Linked DNA regions of Homo sapiens: region 2 is linked to region 1. A link is a loop called in an ENCODE intact Hi-C map of the cell type or tissue named here. Cell type or tissue: dorsolateral prefrontal cortex. All regions are shown on one strand.

Region 1 (4,000 bases):
CCTGGCAGTAAGTCAATACGTTCCCCTTGAGACAAGGAAAATTCCGCAGGTCAGACTTCCTAAGCAAGTAGACTACAAAAAGCAGCGACTGCATACAAATGCTGTAGTAAATTAAGATAATGATATTGGCTGTTTATGGTAGATAAAACATAAATCTGTAATAGAAGCATCTAGGAGATCCCAGCACCCAGTGTATCAACATTAGAAAGAGCAGTTATGATTGCTGTCAAGGAAAAAAAAAATCCAGGGCCTCACTAACATTTAGAGATATAAAGCTTTCATATCCTTCAGCCTTCTTTCCTTTGTGATTTCCACAGGATTTTCATTTCCAGAGATATTATACTACTTGCTTTCAAAGGAATTCAATATTTTCATTCAGAAAAGTAATTTCACAGGAAAGTAACACAGAGTGATGTCCTGGGTATTCATTTTCAGAGCCAATCTTACGAAGTCAATTTGTGCTGCAAGGAGCTGGGGCGACATGAAAAGGTACAGATCCTGTGTATTTGGGTTTCTTCTTTCCCATTCCCCACTTGCAGGATGCTTGGACACCCCGTAAGCATTTGAAAAGAATTAGCTGGCGTTAAAAACAAAATACGCTGCCAACTCCCTTAATAACATCACCCGGTATAAACCAAAGACATGGCTCCTGAGCCCGGGACTAGATTGTGGCTTCATCCCTTCTGCCCTGTAGTAAAAGTCCTATTGCTGTAACCATCACAATCACTGTTTATTTTCTGCACGTTGCTTGAGAAATTGGAGGAGAAAGCAGCAAGTCTAAGGTGAAAGATGAGGAGATGAGTTACTTGCTTAGGTACTTCTGTGCAGATAAAAAGCTAATCCTGATAAAAACCAAAGCTGAAATCCTTCCAACCCACATAAAGTCAAGGTCAGACAACATTAGCCAATCAAGTCGGACGCTGACCGATTTTTTGTAGTGAACCAAAGACCGACAGAGAGACAGAGGTAGCCAGAGAAAGGATGCGAGGGGAAAGGAGTGGAGAAAGAAAGACGAAAGCACCCAGATAGAGATGCACAGATGGACTGACAGAGCGAAGGAGAGACAGAGATGGGGGTGCTGGGAAGAAGTAGCTCCTTTTTCTATTCCTGTTCCTCGACAAATTTCAGGATCAAAAGGCATAAAAAATCTTCAAGTTTTTCATCAGGCATTTGGGGTGACTGAAGAACAAGGTCCAGCTGCCAATGGGTGTTTTCCCTAGGGTTTCTGAATCAGCCACATGCCCTAACCTTGAGGACAACATTGTTTATTCCTGGTGGAAAGATAAGCCAGCCAGCCCCGGCCCCACCCCCCAAGCAAAGCAGAGTGGGCATTGCCGGTGAACAAAGAAAGAGTGCTGTACAGCAACAAGCATTTGGTTTTGATTAGAGGATATTCAGGGACTGTGCAAGTTCTATTAAAATAAGCACAAAACCATTTTAAAGGGCTTTTTCTTTTCTTTCTCTTTCCCCCCTCGGTTTATATTGTTAATCTTTCTTCCTGGACGGCTCCTCACAAATGCCTTTTGTTTTCTTGTGTGATTCTACGTGCCAGGACTCTAAGAAGGGAAGACGAGGTCCTGTTCTGGCATGCTTTCAAGTCTCTTCCATAGGAGATGAAGGCTTGTTGCTGTGCCTTCAAGGGTATAAATTTAGAGGCCGCCAAACCGTCCGGAGGTAATTCAAATGCTGGTAAATGTTGGAATCCACCCTGGCCCCTGCTCATGTGAATACCCTGGCACTAACCCCACTCAGAGGAAACGAAACCAATTTGGGAAAGCGAAGAGAGAATAAACATGCAATTAAAATGGCCACTTCTCCTGGTTTCTTCCTTTAGTTCTTTTTTTAACACTGCATCCCATTCTATAATCTGATGATGAAATGGGCCTGGTTAATTATAACAACATACAAAAGATCGCTGTCTTTTCCCCACAGTGACTATGCTAGCTTTGAATTTCTTTTTTTTTTTTTTTTTTTTTTTTTTTTTTTGGTGAGGGGTATGAGCAAGGGGGAGAGAGGTGGATAAACTTCAAGTAAAGCCGTCATTTTGGAAGAGCCACTATTTTTATACTGTTTGCAAACCCTTCACCAGAGTGAACATTACAGAAACGGCACTTCCCTTTCCATTTATCTATCTTCCTCCTTTATACATAGATAGACAAATAAAAATGAATCTTTCCAGAGGCAGCATGCATGCCACTTCTATATATTCTTCAGATGGCTTATTTTTATTCAGCTTAAAGCATAACCTATCATTTTTATTCAAGATTCCATCCAGCCTCTCTCTCTCTCTCCAAGCAAGTCTTCAAGAAGCCCTGCTGCCCTGCTTTGTTCCAGAGACTCTGCTAAAGGCCAAAAGATGGAGATAGCACACCCATCTGGTTTGTTTTCACATCCTCAGAGAAGGGGTTGAGAGAGCCCCCTCCAGTGGAAGGAACAAGGTGGTTGGGAATCAGCATTACCAATCTTCTCTTTGTTTGTTTGTGATTAGCTTCTTGTGCTCATCTCAGAAAGACTCTCAATATCCATGGGGAAATAATACCACAAAAGGAAGCTCACCCAGCAAATGGGAGAATGGTTGTCAGTACTTTGAAATCCTTACACTGAAAGATTCAATTTTGGTGTCAAAAAAAAATAAGCATCTCACTTCTCCCTTCATCCTTTTTTCCTATTCCCCTTTCCCCCTCTACTTAATTCTACACAGTGTGTGAATTTTATATGCATCAACCTGAAAGCATCTGCTAGAAAATAACAGCCAACCTGTATATGAAATAGGAATAGATTCCGTGTCAGAGCAAAATTAAGACCTTGACTCCTCATCGTTTTCATAATCTTAACATCATGTTTGGTGAATAAATACCACAGGAATACGAAATAGCAGTTGAGGAAAAAAATGAATATTGAAATTTTTAAAATGGCCAGTGTCCAAAATAGTAATATTCACAGGGAAGTGTTTTGACATCTGAGATCACCTCCATTTTCTTTACAGCTGAGCATGCTTGATTTGGTAGGACTGATTTGAACAGACACATTATTACAATGGATTTCAAATGGCTCTCCTCTTTTTTACCCCCTCAATTTCTACAATTACCCATCACTCCAATTTCAGAAGAAAAGCTTAAAGCACAAAATTTAAAGTCAGATGATCTGGGGCTAGAATCCTTGTTTTGTCACTCTCCAAATGAGTAGATTTGGGAACCTGAATTAATCATTCTGAGCTTCGGTTGACAGCTATAAAGTTGGGGAAAACTAACAGACCCATTCTTACAGAGTAGTAGTCAGTGTTTAATAATAATATATATTTTTAGATGACTTATAAAGTCATGATAATTATTATAGCTAATACTTATTGCACACTTAAAAATGTATCACTCATAGTTTTGACAGTTTCACACATATTAGCTTATTCACTATGAGATAGGGTTATTGGGAAAATTAAATAAGTTAATTCATGTAAATGAAGTAATACATTTAGGCCTAGCACATGGTAATGGAATTATTATTAGGCCTTTTACACAGATGAGGAAACTGAGGCAAAGGGAGGTTAAGTGACTTACTCAATATTTCAGATTTAGGAAACAGAAGAACCAATATTCTAACAGACCAGGCTGGCCCCAAAGCCTATAATTGTAATCACTGTACTATATGTTCAAGCTCTTTGAGCTCTTTATAAAGTATAAAATATAATATATAAATATATTTTATACATATGTGTGTATGCAAACACATACACAGTTAATTTCCCATATTAAAACATAAAATACTCAGATTAAGTTTCCACCACCCAGTCCAACCCCACAAGTAAGGAATGAACATTGCAACTGGGGACTGGCCTGATTTATATCCTGAAATCTTCATATTCTCATCTCAGTACCCTTCCTGCACATATTTTCCTTTCTGGCTGATGGGGGTTGTTCAGCTGGGCTTTGTGTGAGTTACAAAGCTGCAACAATTACATGAGGGAGTCCAGGAGCATGTTAACCACAAAAAAAACAGTTGTCAT
Region 2 (4,000 bases), 390 kb after region 1:
GGCGTGAACCCGGGAGGTAGAGCTTGCAGTGAGCCGAGATCTCGCCACTGCACTCCAGCCTGGGTGAAAGAGCGAAACTCTGTCTCAAAAAATAAATAAATAAATAAATAAAAATAAATAAAATAAAATAAAATAAACTCCAATTTGTCTTCAAGATAAAAAGCTGAGTGGCGCCGGGAGCGGTGGCTCATGCCTGTAATCCCAGCACTTTGGGAGGCTGAGGCGGGTGGATCACGAGGTCAGGAGATCAAGACCATCCTGTGAATGGTGAAACCCTGTCTCTACTAAAAATACAAAAAAAAAAAAAAAAACAATTAGCCGGGTGTGGTGGTGGGCACCTGTAGTCCCCGCTACTCGGGAGGCTGAGGTGGGACAATGGCGTGAACCCGGGAGGCGGAGCTTGCAGTGAGCGGAGATAGCGCCACTGCACTCCAGCCTGGGCGACAGAGCGAGACTCCGTCTCAAAAAAAAAAAAAAAAAAAAACCTGAGTGGCTTCGATTGAATTGAGGCAGGAGTCTAGAGTCTCACCTAATGCCTCTCTCTCTGCTTCCTTCACACCACCACTGACTGCTCTGGGGCACATCGGGGGTCCCCTAGTGCCCTGCAGGAAGCAGGGTAAAAACCACAGGATTGCCTGATGGCTCGGGTCTTTCCCAGCTCTATAGCGGTTTAATCTGGGCCCCTTCTCTGGAGCCTCACCTCTCTCAGACTTCCTCCAACCCAACCAGAGCAGCTCTGGTCCAAACTCAGCTTCAAGTACCACCATCTCTTTCCAGTTGCCCTCTACCACCTCGACTGCCCTTACTTAGGCACCCCACCTCCCAGATGCTCCAGGCACTGCCCACCAAGGCTCCAAACCATGGAGTCACCAGTGAGTGTCCACCCTGGCTCAGCCCTCTGCGAGGCACCAAAGATCCGGAAACAAGCCATCCAGGGGCCTGTCTGCTCACAGCCATTCATGGGGACTAAACCAGGCAGAGTGGACTAACGGAGCTCTCTGGCATTCTGGTGGCTCTCAGGTGCATGTGGTCAAATCCAACTGAGTCCTTGGTTTTCTTTTCAAGCCTTCCTGACTATCCTGAGGCCATACAGTCACAATTAATAAAGATTGCCTGTCTTTGTGTACTTGGTTGCTGTCTTTATGAGATATGGATGATAGCATTGCCCCCCTTCCAAGAAAGGGAAATGCCATCTGTCTCTCTTGCTTGGCCTCAGTGCCACTTCAAGCAGGGGTCAGCAAGTATCCCTGGGCACTGTCTTCTGCCCCTTCTGTGGCCCAGATGGAACAGTCCTCATCCTCAGACCACACTCCTCCCCAGCCTCAGCACAGGCATAGGGCTTGCCTATGTGCCTGCTGCCTGCCTTGGTCTGGGCCAGTATCTCTCTGCAAGAGCCTTGCACAGAGCCAGGAACACCACAGGTGTTCAGCAGCCCTATGTAAAGGTAAGCCCTGACACTTTCAGGACCTTAGGCAGGTCAGAATTGCCTTCCTTAAGCCCAGGATTGCCCCCTGGCTACTGGCTTTGCTTCTCCTCTGTGTGGCAAGAGGGTGGAATCTCAGGTAAACAGAGCCTCAGGGGTAAAGTCCCAAGAGGCTAGAGCAGTGGAGAACGCTCTGGACTTCCTAACCTCAGGGATTCTCAGGAAAGAGAGGGAGGCAGGAACACACTGACCCCTTCCCCAGAGCCCAGCACACGGTGCTCAGGGGCCACCTGCTGGCAGTCAGGGGCATGTGTGACTCTGGGGGTGGGGCTGCTTAGGCCCAAGGCTTCTGCAGAGACACACACGGAGCACATGGATACATGATGTGCACGCATGCACACATACCTACTTTCCACATATCCAAGCATGTATGTGCACACATGGAAAAATGCATGCACATACAGACCTGAGCCCAAGCATGCCAAGCACATGGACATAATGCCATTACATGTGAACTCATAAGCATGCACTTGCAGACAGCCCTGGGTACACAGGTACATGTACACAATTGCATATATATGTGAGCCTGAGCCCTGGCTGAGACCTTCTCCCCTATGATCTCTTTACAAATCCCTTCCTCCCATATATTACCTGGGGAAAGACAGAAGCCACATGGCCTCTGCCCCCTACCCTCCTCTTCTGAGGAGACAGGTATTGCTCAGTCCGTGGCTTAGCTATCAAGAAGACCCCCTCATGGGGTCTCAGCTCCACCTAAGCAGAGGACTAACCTATCTGCACTTTCTCCTCATCTGCGGCTTATGGTGCATGGGGCAGAGGTGGGCTTTGACAGCATGAAGACACAGACCTGAGGACCTTGGTTGACAGTAATTTCTATATAAGGAATGGCTGCCCACTAAGTGCCACAAGGTAGGCAATAGCAGCAAAAGTGTGGAATCTAGAAAGGTGGGAGGTGATTCCCTTGAACCCTCTGGGAAGCTGAAGCTGTAGGCTGACATCTCCAAAACAGTGTTCAAGGGCTGATAGAGCCTCAGAAACCCAGGTTCAAGGATGAGGAAGGAAACTAATATTTATTGAATGCCTACTCTGTGCAGGCATTGTTCCTGTGTTTTCTCATTCCATCCTTACTTCCCTAAAAGGTAAGGAGTATTATTAGTCTTCATAACCCCTCATAACAATCTATCACCAAGTCTCATTCTTTTCTTTCTTAATAACCCTCAGATTTTTCCACTGGTGCACCACCAAGTCTGAACCTCCATTAGCTCTTGCCTGGGCACTGGCACAGCCTCCTACCTGGATGCACTTCTTGTCCCATCCAATCTACTCTTCATAATTCTAACAGACTGGTTTTAACAACATGAAACTAAGATTCCTTTAATGGCATCAATGACTTCTTGTTCTAAGGCCAAGATCAAAATCTTAATCTCTGCTTTGCACATCCTCACTTACCTCTCTAGGCTCATTGGCACCACTTACCCCTCATGTGCAGATTCTCTGTGGCCGCCTGGCTGGAGACTGCCCGAGACTGCCTAAGACTAAGAGTTCCCAGGGGGAGGGGCAGCCACCATCACTGTGGCTGCTTGCTGACTAAGATGACAGCTCCCTGGGAGAGGAGTGGCAGCCATCACTGCAGCTCCAGTCTGCCGTTTTTCCCTGCTGGTGCCAAGGAAACTGGGTAGTTTGGACCCAGGAGGAATTCCCCATAGTGCAGCACAGTGGCCGTGGCAGATTGTAGCCAGACTGCCTCTTTAGGCCAGACCCGGACCCATTCCTCCTCACCAGGTGGGGCCTCCCTGTGGGAATTTCAGCAACTCCAGCCAAGGGTTTATGGACAGAATTCTGATCTCCCTGGAATAGAGCCCCTGGAGGGAAGAGAGGCTGCAGATTCCATGTATCAGCAGACTTAGTCTTTCCCCCTGCTGGCTCTGAGGAATCAGGCAGTATGGACAAGTGGGATTCCCCCCAGTGCAGAGGACCACCTCCACCAAGAGGCAGCCAGAGTGCTGCATTAAGCAGGTCCCTGATCCTGTGCCTCCTGACTGAGTGAGACCCCACAACAGAGGTCACCAGATACCTTATACAGGAGCATTCCTACTGATACTGGGTCGGTGCCACTCTGGGACAGAGCTCCCAGAGGAAGGAACAGGCAGCCATCTTTGCTGTTCTGTAGCCTCCACTGATGACACCTCAAGGGACAGGAGGGACTTAAGTAAATAGGGTCTGGAGTGGACCCCCAGCAAACCACAGCAGCCCTATGAAAGAGGGGCCTTACTGTTAAAAGAAAAACAAACAAATGGAGAGCAACAACAACAACATTAACAAAAGTCTCCACAAAAAAACCATCCAAAGGTCAGCAGACTCAAAGATCAAAGGTAGATAAACTCATGAGGATGAGAAAGAATCAACAAAAAAATTCTGAAAACTCAGAAAGTCAGAGTGCTTCTTCCCTTCCAGATGACGACAATACCTCTCCAGCAACTGCACAGAACTGGGCTGAGGCTGAGATGAATGAACTGACAGAAGTATGCTTCAGAAGGTGGGCAGTAATGAACTTCACTG

The links. A loop is a pair of places that touch in the nucleus more often than their neighbours do. Peaks named below come from ENCODE experiments on the same cell type or tissue, not always from the same donor. Only the 100,000 strongest peaks of a DNase experiment are listed, where the experiment ranks them.
Region 2: a loop joins it to region 1, with 2.6 times the contacts of the local background. A loop is called at or near these places in 1 of 110 quality-filtered maps.

The regions. Positions count from the first base shown.
Region 1 is chr9:106,284,852-106,288,851 of GRCh38, reverse strand. The region is part of intron 3 of LOC107987108 (a long non-coding RNA gene); the gene reads right to left. Among named protein-coding and RNA genes, the nearest start is that of MIR8081, 310 kb to the left of the region's middle. In dorsolateral prefrontal cortex, a CTCF peak has its summit at 2,402; a DNase peak (open chromatin) is centred at 2,370; H3K4me3 peaks cover 1,802 bases; H3K27ac peaks cover 1,997 bases.
Region 2 is chr9:105,899,373-105,903,372 of GRCh38, reverse strand. No RefSeq gene overlaps it. Among named protein-coding and RNA genes, the nearest start is that of TMEM38B, 210 kb to the right of the region's middle. In dorsolateral prefrontal cortex, a CTCF peak has its summit at 1,700 (motif pointing left); a DNase peak (open chromatin) is centred at 1,742.